Linked DNA regions of Homo sapiens: region 1 is linked to region 2. A link is a contact called in ENCODE Hi-C or POLR2A ChIA-PET data. All regions are on one chromosome and are shown on one strand. The core of a region is the stretch at or near the end of the contact, and the rest is flanking DNA. Distances in the headings are between cores, read along the strand shown.

What was found. Hi-C counts contacts between places; a loop is a spot of excess contacts on that map. ChIA-PET counts read pairs that join two places held with the same protein, here RNA polymerase II (POLR2A). Pooled maps may share reads with other maps.
Region 1: a loop to region 2 is called in a map of esophagus muscularis mucosa, with 2.5 times the contacts of the local background. The contact joins two enhancer-like sites. A Hi-C loop is called at or near these places in 3 of 168 maps with a recorded cell type or tissue (esophagus muscularis mucosa, naive thymus-derived CD4-positive, alpha-beta T cell and prostate gland) and 3 of 50 pooled maps. POLR2A ChIA-PET finds 5 or more read pairs at or near these places in 4 of 52 experiments (Caco-2, MCF 10A, WTC11 and 1 more).

The regions. Positions count from the first base shown.
Region 1 is chr17:65,470,201-65,476,958 of GRCh38, reverse strand. No RefSeq gene overlaps it. Among named protein-coding and RNA genes, the nearest start is that of LINC02563, 16 kb to the right of the region's middle. Within about 2 kb of position 4,223, at least 7 of the 41 ENCODE cell types and tissues checked have a DNase peak (open chromatin) inside an H3K27ac peak, as active enhancers do.
Region 2 is chr17:65,511,952-65,518,317 of GRCh38, reverse strand. No RefSeq gene overlaps it. Among named protein-coding and RNA genes, the nearest start is that of AXIN2, 47 kb to the left of the region's middle. Within about 2 kb of position 3,560, at least 2 of the 41 ENCODE cell types and tissues checked have a DNase peak (open chromatin) inside an H3K27ac peak, as active enhancers do.

The sequences.
Region 1 (6,758 bases), core at 2,974-5,473, 42 kb after region 2:
GTTTTGTTAACACTCTGTGGCTGACAGTCGTCTTTGGGGTTAAGTGTCCACAGTGAGCAAAACCTCATAACTAATGCTTAAGGGAGTAAAAAAGCTTAAGGTTCCAGCTATGCAAATATACACATACATGTGGAAAAGACTAAGGACCCTTACCTGAGTACCTGAACGCATGTGGTGGGCTGCAGATTAGAAAGAGAGCCTTAATTTCCTTTTCCTCCTCTCACTCCTATTTAAAGTGGGAAAAGAAGCCTTCAATAGCTTTCATTCTTTAGTTGTAGGTCAAATAAACCCAAGTGAACTAGCTTAAGCCAGAATGGGGGCTTTGCTCTAAGGATATAGGGCTGTCTTTTGTAAATTGAAGACAGAGACATCATTGTTCTAGTGATTTATTGCTGCTTCACAAACCAACCTCAAATTTAGCAGTTTTAAGTGACAATCATATATTGCTCCTGAATCTGCAATTTACATGGAGCTCAGTGGGGAAGTCTCACCTCTGCTTCATGTGGTGTTACCTGGGCTGGTTTCACTGGGACTGGAGGATCTGCTTTCAAGATGGCACACTCACCTGGTGGCAGGTTGGTGCTGGCTGTCTGCTGGTTGCTCAGCCAGCACTGAGGGCTGGGGGGCCTCCATTTGTCTCCAAGTGGGGCGCTCCATGTGACCTGTGCTTCCTCAGAGCATGGTGGCTGCCATTCCAAGGATGAGTGTCCAAAGAGATAGAGCTGTGTGCAAGCTGTGTTGCCTTTTATGATCTAGCCTCAGCAATCACACAGCGTCACTTCTGCCACATCCTAGAAGTGTGAGCAGTCACAAAGGCTCACCGTTTCAGGCGGAAGGGATATAGACACCATCTTTTGATGCAGTGGCAAGGTTCTGGAAGAGCGTATGGGATGGAAAATATTGGAAAATACATTCTGCCACATTGTCATGCCTCAGAAAGGGCCTGGAAGTGTGAATGGGTTGGCTCATTTTCTCTCTGGTGTCTTGAATCCAGTTTTCTTGGACATCAATTTCATTCTCTTCTTTCTTTGTAGACTAGCCTTTTCTGTTCTTTAGCCCCCATGGCACTGCCAGCAGGCCCCTGGCTTATGACTGTTTATGTTACATTTCCAGTTTCTGCTGAGACAGACTCTTTTGGTCACCATTCCCAAGAGAGGGGGCCAGATTGGCCCAGACTGGGTCAGGTGCCTATTCCTGGACCAACTGGCTGTAACCAAGGTCATTGTCATAAAGCAGAAACAAGGCACATTAGGAGCGTCTCTGTGGAGATGGGCAGACATTTTGATAAGTGTCAGTCTTATAGCAGTGACTTGTGAGGAGGACGTGGTACCAGACTCTTCGGAGATTGCTGTTGACCTTCCCGGGATGACCAGTGAATGAATGGTTTGAGATGATTAGAGCAGGAATGATGATTTTTTTAAATGGTCAGAGCTTACATTGTTATTCTCTGCCCTTAGAAGATCAAACAGGAAGCAATGGGCTTAATTAAAATGGAAGAATCTTTGACTAGAATTTGATGGATCTTGGTGAAACCATCTGGTATACCCCTTCTGTCTTCAGTCAGGTAAAATAGTTATATCCTCAGATGTGAAGATTGAGGAATAATAATTACCAAGTGACTGAGAGGGGGTCAGAAAACAGGCTCTCTTGCTTCTTGGTATAATTTTTTCCCTCTGTGGACAACTTCCTCGGTATCTAGAATAGGCTAATCATATAATGCAAAAAATAATAAATTCAACAAATAAATACAAACATAGCTAACAGAGTATGTGTGCTTGCTGCCAACAGGCTCTCTGCTAACCAATCTAGTGAGATAAGTATTATTACCCCCATTTTAGAGATAAGAGTTGAAATAACTCGCCCAAGGTCACAGTTAACCAACAGAAGAACTACATTTGAGCCCAGTCTGGCCTCACAGTCTGTACATTTAACCTTGATCCCATTGATACTTTTCTAACACCGTATATTTAGAACCATTGCTCCATCTACCAACTCTGCTGAGAGATCAGACCTGTGATTGTCGAGAGATCAGACCTGTGATTGTCCTGATATCATGTAACCTTCCACCTCAGCTGATTGGACCAGAGGAAAGCACCTGACCCAAGAGCAACCAGTTCATTGGCTGGCTGGTAGCCTATGGGGAGCTCTTGTCTGGAACTTTCTTAGCAGGGGTAAGGGGAAATAAATTAGGTTCCTCAGAGTATCTTTCTTTAAAATTTGAGCTGAAGGTATAGAAATTGAGAGTCTAGCAGTTAGTAGTGGGGATAGAGTCACATTAATAATCAGGTGCTACAGAAGATGCAAGAGAACAGTGTCTTGATTCCTGGTCTTCCTGTCATTTTCTGCATCTCATTTAACCTTTGGAAAGCCTGAGTTTGGAGCTGTTCTGGGATTTTTGTGAGAATTCTCTTTCTTACTGACCCAAGTTCCTTAATTTAAATTTGAGGTAGCCCTCAAATTTAAGGGGGTCCAATTAAGCCTCAGATCCTTGCTTCTCAAAGGCCGGAGGTTTTCATTGTGCAAATAGGAACAACTTGGATATCAGATCAGAATGGAGGCAATTAAGTGAAGAAAGGTGTAAGATTACTGTGCCAGGTGAGTGAGTGATGCTCTATCTATCTATCTATCTATCTATCTATCTATCTATCTATCAAACAATCATCTATCTGGAATCATCAATAGCTGGAATAAAGGGTGAGATATTTGCCTGGTCAAAGTTGAGAAGATAAACTGGTATTCTGTGATCCACTGATAAGGGCTTGTCTGGAAACTGAATAACTCTGTGGGTGTTAAATGATCTCATCTGGATGAACTTCAGCATCTGTGAGTGCTTGATGAACTATAATTAGTCCTATCTATCTTGGTCAAGACTATTTGGGTTCTATATAATAGAAACTCAACTCAAACAAACTTAATATAAAAAGAAGAAGAAGAGGAAAAAGAGGAGGAAGAGGAAGGGGAAGGGGCAGGAGAAGGAGAGAGAAGAGAAGAGGAAGGGAGGGACGGAGGGAGGGAGGGAGGAAGGAAGGAAGGAAGATCGATCGATCAAGAAATCTTTTGGGATTGGGTTCAGAAACGGCAATTTCTGTGCTGTCCGACAGAACTTTCTATCATAATAGAACTCTCCTATATCTGTGCTGTATAGTGCAGTAACCACTAGCCATGCATGGCTATTAAACACTTGAAATATGAATAATGTGATTGAGGAGCTGAATTTTTTATTTTATTTTAGTTAATTTTTAGCTTTAGTTAATTCAAATTTAGATCTAAATAGCTACACACGGCTAGTGGCTACTGTATTAGACAGCACAGATCTAGATCCCAAACTGTGCTGTACCTCACTCTCCTGCGGGTGCTCTCATCAGCTTTTCTTAGCTCGTGGGTCCGTGTCTGAACCAACTGTGTTCACGGAGATTGGGAACTGTGGCCAGGTCTGGGTCACATGTCTGACCCCGTGAACAAGGTTCACCTTGTCTGAACCACATGAAATGGGTCCCTAGTGGAAATCCTAGTGGAAAGGGGATTTCTGTATGAAAAGTAGAGGAAAGAGAATTAGCTGGACCAGCAAAATCTCTATCCCTCAGAGACCACCCTCAAGGTGCCGTATGTCTTGCTGAAGAGAAAGAAGGAATGGGGACAGGAAGGATGGGCATTCGCCTGACAAATATTCATGGAAATCCTTGGTGCCAGACACTGCGTTGGATGCTGGTGACGCTAATGAAGAAATCATGTCAACAGCAAGAGAAACAGACTCTATGCTTATTCTCAGTCTGGTAGAGGAAGCTGACTCCTAAAGAAACAGTCACAAAACAGGCAAAACATCCCAAATATAGAGGAATGAACACAGCCTTATCAGGACAGCTAATTTTGTGTAAATTTAGCAAACTGCTGATGTGCTGAGAAGTGATTTCTGTATTACCCCCTCCTTAAAGGAGCATTAAGAAAATTGCTTCACTTCTCGCTCTCATTTTTTTTTTTTTTTTTTTTACATCAGAAAATAAAGTCCAGTCTCAGAGAGGGGCCAGAGTCTGGTGGATGGCTAGGCATGACTTGTCTAAAAATAGAGTGGAGGCTGATTAATGAATGTCTTTAAAACAGAGATCAAACCCAGAAGCTGTACCAACACAGCCGACATGCATTCCTCTGGGGCTTAACACTCCTTTAGAGAATTGCTCAAAACTGGGTTACTCAAGAACTTGGCCCGCATGCCCGACACTCCACTCAGCTAGAGAGGGAACAATTCTCGGGTAGTACTGCCTGAAGGTGGCATGGGGTAGAGGCCTCCAGTCCTCTTGGCCTTCCTTCCCAGTCCCAGTCCTGCCAGGGCAGTGCCTCTCCTCATCCCACCAAGCCCTCTGTGGGGTCAGGATGGTCTGCAGCCAGCTTCACCATCTCCCAGAAACCTGCCCCAGCCTTGGTTAGCCTAGACCTCTGGGTGTGGGAACCACAGGCAGCGGGGTTTTAGATTATTGAGGGATGTTTACTGACTATTAGCCCAAGTTATTCCTCCAACAAGCCTGTGAGCTAGATCCATATTAGCTCCAGTTTACAGATGGGAGAGATGAGGCACCCAGATGTCGATAACTTACACAAAGTCACAAAGTTCGTAGATGGAGAACTGGGATTTGAACCCAGGAACTTGGTACCAGAGTCCACATGCCTGACCACCTCCCACACTGTCCTTCCAGCTATCCTACAAATAGGTACTATCCCTATCCCCATTTTACAGATGGGAATGAAAATGTCTGTCTGATTGAGAGAAACAAACGGCAAGGTGGTTGGAGACCTGGAGCCCCAGGTCCTGGTTTGGGCTCTGCACCCAATATATCTGTGACCTTGGGATTGTTACTCACCCTCTCTGAGCTTCAGTTGTGTCATCTGTGAAAAGTGGTAGCATCCTTACCTTGACTTGTGGTAGCCATTCCTTTGAGCTTCTAGAACATGCTGGGCCTCGCACTGGTCACTCCACATGGTTTATCCCATTTAATCTTCCAAGAGCACTCAGAGGCTGAGGACACCGGGAACATATCCCAGGTCACCCACAAAGAGATAGAGTTAAGAATTTGCCAAGAATTTCCCAAGTCTGTTTGCTTCCAAAGCCCCTCAGTTTCTCTCTATTTGACAATAGGAGGCTTACATGAAGTAACAGGTTAAAAACCTCCAGGGAGAAAAACACTGTGCCTTCTGCCAGTGAAAGGTGGCTGGATTCTACTGATCAGCCCCAGGATTTCTCTGGGGAGTTGTGGGGTGTGCAGAATGTCAGCAACCTAACCTCTGCTTCTTCCCCCTCCGCAAATGCAAGGGAAAGGTCTCGATAAATGGAAGGCAGAGCAGGGGGCTGTGGGGGCAAGTGACCACAGACAGACTGTGGCCACCAACGCTGAAGGAGGGAAGACTGCGGGACCCACTGACTTCTGCACACCCCATTCTCACCTCCTCTCCAGAGTCAGGTGCATAAGTCAGGCTGTGATGAAACCTGCAGCCACCAAAGAGGTTTACGGTCCCTGCTTCCCCGCTGGTTGATAAATGATTGCTTTTTGGCCGTCACCTACCCCACCCTCCGATTTTCTATTTTGAAGCTTACTCAACTGCAGAGAGAATTCTCTTTGTCTCTTGAGGACACTAAAATATGGTACAAACAGTCTCTGATAATAAATGCCTTTTTTTTTCAGGGGATCAAAAACTCCCCAGACACTTTCAAAGCAAGCCAGGGTGCTTTGGCTATATCGTGGGGATAGCCTGGAATTCAGAGCGGCACAGGGGAAGGGGAGTTTGAGGACTGGATCGAGGTGGTTTCCAAGCTCCTCTTGTCAAACAGAGGGCAACTGGGAACAGAGTGGGGGAGGGTTGAATTCCAGACCCCAGGGCTAAGGGGTAGGAGAGGACCTCTGCTTCTCCCCAGTGGAGCTCCTAGGGGAGGCTCCAGCAGCTGTGGGAGGCTCTGCCTGGAGGAAGGTGGCAGACTGGGCCGTGGTGGGTACATACGAGGGTGGCAGCTGGTACTCTGGGCAGTTCCAGGCTTGGAGGAGTAGCTCTGAATGGTGAGGGTTGCCATGGCCACTGGCCTGAGTGGGCAGCTTCCAAACAAGGTGAATACCCCTTCCTCTCCGCAGGGCCTCCCAAAACAAGGAGGGAGGCAGACAGCCAGCTGCCTCCAGCCCCTGGGCAGCCCCACCTCTCCTCTTGAGCCAGGTCTGGACTGGCTCTAGCCTTCAGCATGGTGTCTTCGTGTGCCATTATTCCCCAGCCAGCTGGACTCTGGTTAAAGGGGCTAGGGGAGGAAGGCGTATGGCACAACCCGAATATCCTTCTCCTTCTTTTTCATGATGTAGGGTTTATGGGCATGGACTTGGAGCCAGGCACACCTGCATCTCAATCTTACTCTCATGCATATTGTCCATCCTCTGTATTCACTGTCATTTTCTCTGTAACACGTTACCCAACCCTTAGAGACTTAAAAACAAAAAAACTACTTAGGATGCTCAGGTAGGAGGATCGCTTGAGCCCAGGAGTTTGAGGATGCAGTCAGCTATGATTGCCCCATGGCACTCCAGCCTGGGCAACAGGGCAAGACCCCATCACTGAAAAGAGAGGGAGAGAGAGAGAGAGGGAGAGAGAGAGAGAGAGAGGGAGGGGGGGAGAGAGAGAGGAAGGAAGAGAGAGAGAGGCTTAATTTTTTTTTTTAATCTCTCAGTTTCTATGGTGAGGAATTTAAGAGTGGCTTTCCTGGGTGGTTCTGGCTACAGGTCTTGCATGAG
Region 2 (6,366 bases), core at 2,311-4,810:
AGGAGCCACAAGATGGCAGGGTGGGGGTAAAGAAAAAGATCCACTAAGTCCTATGACTTTACTTGGGTCCTTAGATTCAACTGCTCTGAAAGCCCAGCCTTGGGAGTCAATAAATCCTGTCATCTTTTTTTTTCTTCCTCTTCAGTCAATTTGTCTTGGGTTTTTGTCATGGCCAACGCAAATAATTCTGACTAATAATATGGCTCCTGTCCTAGGGGTTGGGGGGGATCTATTCTCAAGGCCAATTTGGATGTCAGGGAGCCCAAGTTCCTGGACATTCAGGTGCATACACCACATGGGGAGAGATGGTTAGAGAGGGGGAATGGGCCACTTTGGAATACAAGACGGGAGTGACGAAGAGATGCTCCAAGTTCCAGTCACAGAGGATGCCATGTTGAGATGCTCATAAACAAAGCATAGGGTATATAGCGGCCATTTTAAAAAGTGCTTCTTGGGACCTAAGCCTCTTTGGTAGTCTTCTGCACATCACTGTCATTGCCAGCATCACCAGCACCTGCTGAGGACTACCATGGGCCTGTGCTGGGTGTGGAGGGGGTGGTAGGGGTGGGGAAACAGGCCATGAAAATGTGGTCCCCAACCCAGAGGAGCACCTGATTGAGAGATCATGATTCATTGGAGAAGTTGCTTGAATAGCCTGGCATGGTGGCTCATGCCTGTAATCCCAATACTTTGGGAGGCTGAGGTGGGTGGATTGTTTGAATCTAGGAGTTAGTGAGTCTAGTCTCTAGGAGTCTAGGAGTCTAGCAAGGAGTCTAGGAGTCTAGTGAGACCTCATCTCAAAAAAAAAAAGTTGGCGGGCTCACTGGTTCACACCTGTAATCGCAGCACTTTGGGAGGCTAAGGCTGGTGGATCACCTGAGGTCAGGAGTTGGAGACCAGCCTGGCCAACATGGTGAAACCTCGTTTCTACTAAAAATACCAAAAATTAGCCGAGTGTGGTGGTGGGTGTCTGTAACCCCAGCCTGAGGAAGGAGAATCTCTTGACCTGGGAGGCGGAGGTTGTAGTGAGCTGAGATTGAGCCACCGCACTCCAGCAACAGAGCGAGACTCCATCTTGGGGAAAAAAAAAAAAGTTGCTTGAATAAAACTTGTCTGAACATCCAGAGGAAGGTCACTGCTGAGCTGAGACTTCGGGGGTCCTGGGGGTGGTCAGGAGGACAGTGGAAGGGTAATTCAGGGAGAGAGAGCAGTTTGGGCAAGGGCAAGAAGGTGGGAAAGAAGTGAGAGTTGAGGCTATAAGGGCAAAGCAGGTGGTGAGGGGCTGCCCTGGACTTTTCCAGGTTGGGGCTTTACCCAGACGAAGGGTGGGAGTCAGATCTGTTCTGGGAGAAGCAGACCCTGGTGGAGGCGTGGAAGACAGAGAGGAAAGAAACCAATAGCCACAGCTGCCACCTTAACAGTTTTTCACTCCCCCTCCTCCCCCATTTTCTCCCTCCTCCCACACCTCTCCCTCACCCCTCTCCCTGCTCCTTCCTTTCTTTCTCTCCCCTTTCCCTGCCCCCCCTTCACCCATTCTCTGCCTTCCGCATCTCTCTTCCTCATTCTTCTTTCCCCTTCTTTCGTCTCCCCCCTGCTCCTTTTACCCTCCCTTCCTCCACCCTCTGCCCTGTCTTCCTGCCCCGCTTCTGCCTCCTTAGGGGCATAATCCCCCTGGGAGGGGAGTAGAACCTGCTCCCTGACCTCCGGCAGCCACAGTCTCTGACAAGCTTATTTTGGCCAAAAGAAGATGCCCCCGCCGCCCCCATCCCCAGCCCTAGGAAGGGAGGCCCTGAGACAGGAGAGCCCGGGGTGGGCCAGGGTTGCTGCCAGCCAAGAAGGGCAGTGAGGATTGAGCTGACTTGCTTGTTATTATTTTTCTCCCCTGGGGGCCATCAGCATAGACTTCTGGGCTTGGAGTCTTTATAGATTCTCACTCCCTTGGCAACACAGCGCTCCTGTCCAACCTGGAGTATTTAATTACCAAGGAAAAGAATGATTTTTTTTTTCCCTGAGAATCCATTTAATTATTTGATTGCACAGTAACCAAAGAGTGTGAGAGGCCTGTAGCCAGAAGGGACTTCAAAGCATTACCTTGATGTTGCTGAGTGGGGCATTAATGGGTTCTGAAGGCAGGAGATTGCTAAAGAGAGGGAAAGTATTCAAAGCGCCTCGCAATCCTGCCAGCAATCTCGAAAAATGCATAAACACTGGAATGCTCCGTCGGAGAGGGAAGGAGAGTTCAAAGGGACTGGGAGAGTTTTCATGTAAAGTTTAGAGTTTAAGGCGTGACTGTTGGCTATGGAGACTCAGCGTTTGAACTCTTGTTTATTAAAAACAGTTTCCCAGCCATTCAGCGGGTTCCCAAAGACAAGAGAAATGCAGACTTTTGCAGGGAAGAAGGTTGAAAGGCTTCATTGATTCCTACCTAGGGTTTTCCCCGCCTGCTCTTTTGTGCTTGTTTGCTGTCTTTTCTTTTCTTTTTTAATTTATTATTATTTTTTTGATCAAGTTTTAAAAGTCCCACTATCAGAGGGAGGAGGCCGCAGAGAGAGGTCTCCTCCCCGAGCCCCACCCAGGAGAGCAGGTTGCCCTGCCCCGCTGTTGGCTGTTGTGCTGGGAGGCTGGGGACTGCGCTGGTGATGCTTCCACCTCCAGGTTCTTTAGAGGCAAAGGCTGTGGGCTGGATTCTGGGCCCAGCTCTGGCTTGCTCAGAGGGTCTCCTGGCTGTGGGGTTCTCCACTTCTCTCTGCTCTTCCTTGTTTGCCTGGGGTAATGGAGGCAGCTTAGGCTCTCCTACATACGCCCTCAGATGGGGCTCAGAGAAGGCCTTCAACTTTCCAGGTCTCATTTCCAAGCCCAGGGACACGGGCTGGTATCTTGTAGTGACCCAACACTGTTCCTAAAATCCCATTTGACAGATGGTTTAGCTGGGCGCAGTGGCTCACGCCTGTAATCCCAGCACTTTGGGAGGCCGAGGTGAGCAGATCACTTGCGGTCAGGAGTTCGAGACCAGCCTGGCCAACATGGTGAAACCCTATCTCTACTAAAAATACAAAAATTAGCCAAGCATGGTGGTGTGCACCTGTAATCCCAGCTACTTGGGAGGCTGAGGTGGGAGAATTGCTTGAACCTGGGAGGTGGAGGTTGCGGTGAGCCGAGATCATACCACTGCACTGCAGTCCAGGTGACAGAGTGAAACTCCATCTCAAAAAAAAAAAAAAAAAAAGGTGGTTTAAATAAAATCCATAGAGGAACCCTCAAGCCACAGAACTGTCTCTGGCTCCCAGCTCTCTCCCAAGCGTCAGCAAAAGCTGAGCCACACTTGGATATCTGGTTGAGCTCCTTGTTCCCCATATCAGGAAGAAGTCAACTTTGCCTCACAGGTCAGTCTGGCCCCCAGAAAATGAGAGACAGTTCAGGGCAGAGCCACTTCTCATGGGCAACTCTGGCCTCTGGGAAATGTTTCTCTCCATCCACCCTGACCTTGCCAGCTTGGAGAAGCAGCCAGGAAGTAAGGGGCAAGAAGCGCTGGGCAGGATGCCTCAGCCCTGCCTGGCACTCACGCTGGGGCCCTTAAGCAAAACGCCTCTGTCTTCTCCAGCTTGTTGCAGGATGACGAATATCTGAAGCACATCACACAGGGACTGTGGCCAAACCCTCCCTGAATTAGGGCTTCTCTGTCCTTCCTTTGAGAACGTGGCTAAGGTCTCACCCAACTCTATACTCTCATTCACCTTTATTCTATGTGAAGAACAGGTTTTTAAACTAAATATTTTGTTTTGTTTAACCAGAAGCCCCCAGGCTACATTACAATTTTTTATTAAAATACTGTATGGAACCTATCCAGGCTCCCCACCCACACCCCCTTGGCTTTTTTTCATGGGAAGATGGATCGTCAGGGCAATTCCAACTGTCTTCATGACATAAGAGGAAAAAAATCACCAATTTCAAACCACAACGTTCATGTTCACACCCACGTGCATTCTCTCTTCCATATGAATTTCACTTCTCTCTGAGTCAGAGGCAGTGATGTGCCGGCAAACACTTCACGCCTGGCTCTCCAGGGGAACAAGCCCTGATGTGTCACATTTGCCAATTTCCATGGTGTAAAGACTTCCACCATGGTCGATTTCCAACTACCAACTTGAGGTCACTAAACTGGGAGTTTGGAAGAGAAGACCACGATCAGCTCTCAGAAGCCAGTGTGAGCTCATTCCAACTCACGACTGAGAAGGACTCCAAAACTGGTGAGTTTCTGAGAGGATTCTGATAGAAGCTGCCTTCTCTTCACAGTACCCTCATTCCAAAAGACTGCATCCTAGCTAAAAGGCTAAATAGTCTTTTGGCTTTATTTATTTATTTATTTTTGAGACAGAGTCTCACTCTGTTGCCCAGGATGGAGGGCAGTGGCATGATCTCAGTTCACTGCAACCTCTGCCTCCCAGGTTCAAGCGATTCTCCTGCCTCAGCCTCCCGAGTAGCTGGGATTACAGGTGCGCACCACCACACCTGGCTAATTTTGTATTTTTAGTGGAGACCTGGTTTCACCATGTTGGCCAGGCTGGTTTTGAACTCCTGATCTCAGGTGATCTGCCCACCTCGGCCTCCCAAGGTGCTGGGTTTACAGGCGTGAGCCACTGTGCCTGGCCTTTTGGCTTTATTAAACCATCAATGGATGTAGAAATAAAAGCATAAAGAATGTGTCATTGAGGCACGGGTTATTAACACTCGTTTTATCCTTTCTTTGTACCAGGCACCATGCAAATAGCACATGTGCAAATGGCTGTGTGTGTCTCCATACACACACATGTGTATGTATGTAATAATATGATACTATAATACTATTGGCTGACAGGGAGGTTTCTTTGTTCTTGCTACTCTGTTGGTTCCACTCTCCTCAAATTCCTATTAGAAAACATGGATTCAATTTTGTGGGATGTGTGGGGTTTCCCAATTTCTGTACCTAAGGTCTCATCCAATAAAGAAAATAGCTTCACTACTGAGATGTTTGCTCAGGCTAATTTACAAGGTAGTTAACTGATGGATGGGAATGACAAAAAAAAAAAAAAGTATTTTGAAGTAGCATTCAGAGTAATTTTTCTTTCTTTTCTTTTTTTTTTTTTTTTTTTTGAGACAGAGTCTCACTCTGTCACCCAGGCTGGAGTGCAGTGGCACAATCTCGGCTCACTGCAAGCTCCGCCTCCCAGGTTCACACCATTCTCCTGTCTCAGCCTCCCGAGTAGCTGGGACTACAGGCACCCGCCACCATGCCCAGCTAATGTTATATTTTTGGTAGAGACAGGGTTTCTCCGTGTTTGTCAGTGTGATCTCGAACTCCTGATCTCAGATGATCCACCTGCCTCGGCCTTCCAAAGTGCTGGGATTACAGGCATGAGCCACCATGCCCGGCCAGGGTCATTTTTCTAAAAGTCAATTTTTCCAAGGTATAATTTGTGTAAAATGAAATGCTTCCCTTTTACCACAACCAAGACCTAAAACATTTTCTCCACTCACATGCCCCTTTGCGATCAACCCTCACTTTCCCACCCCCAGCCAGTGGCAATCACCAACCTTTTTTCTGTCACTATAGATTAGTTTTGTCCAGGGTTTCTCAGCCTTGGCACTATTGACATTTTGGGTCAGTAGTGGATAATTTGGATAATTCTTTGCTGTGGGGGTCTGTCATGTACATTAAAGGATGTTTAGCGCATCCCTGGCCTCCTTTCACCAGATGTCAGTAGCTTATCCCAACTCGTGACAACCAAAAATATTTCTAGACATTTCCAAATGTCCCTCGGAGGCCAAAATCATCCACTGTTAAGAAGTCTAGAATTTCCTATGAATGGATCATTTAGCACCTACTCTCTCATGTCTGGCTTCTTCTTCTTCTTCTTTTCTTTTCTTTTTTTTTTTTTTTTTTTGAGATGGAGTCTCACCCTGTTGCCCAGGCTGGAGTGCAAAGGCGCAATCTCAGCTCACTGCAACCTGCACCTGCTGGGTTCAAGTGATTCTCCTGCCTCAGCCTCCTGAGTAGCTGGGATTACAGGTTCACGCCACCACGCCCGGCTAATTTTTTGTATCTCTAGTAGAAATGAGGTTCACCATGTTGGCCAGGCTGGTCTCAAGCTCCTGACCTCATGATCTGCCCACCTCGGCCTCCCAAAGTGCTGGGATTACAGGCGCGAGCCACCGCCCCCAGCCTCATGTCTGGCTTCTTTTGCTCAGCATAGTTTTGGGATTTATTGTATACGTAAATAGTTTGTTTCTTTTTATTGCTGGTTATTAGTCCCTTGCATGATTATACCATACATAACATGTTTACCTGTTGATGGACATTTGGGTTGTTTCAAATTTGGGGATATTATG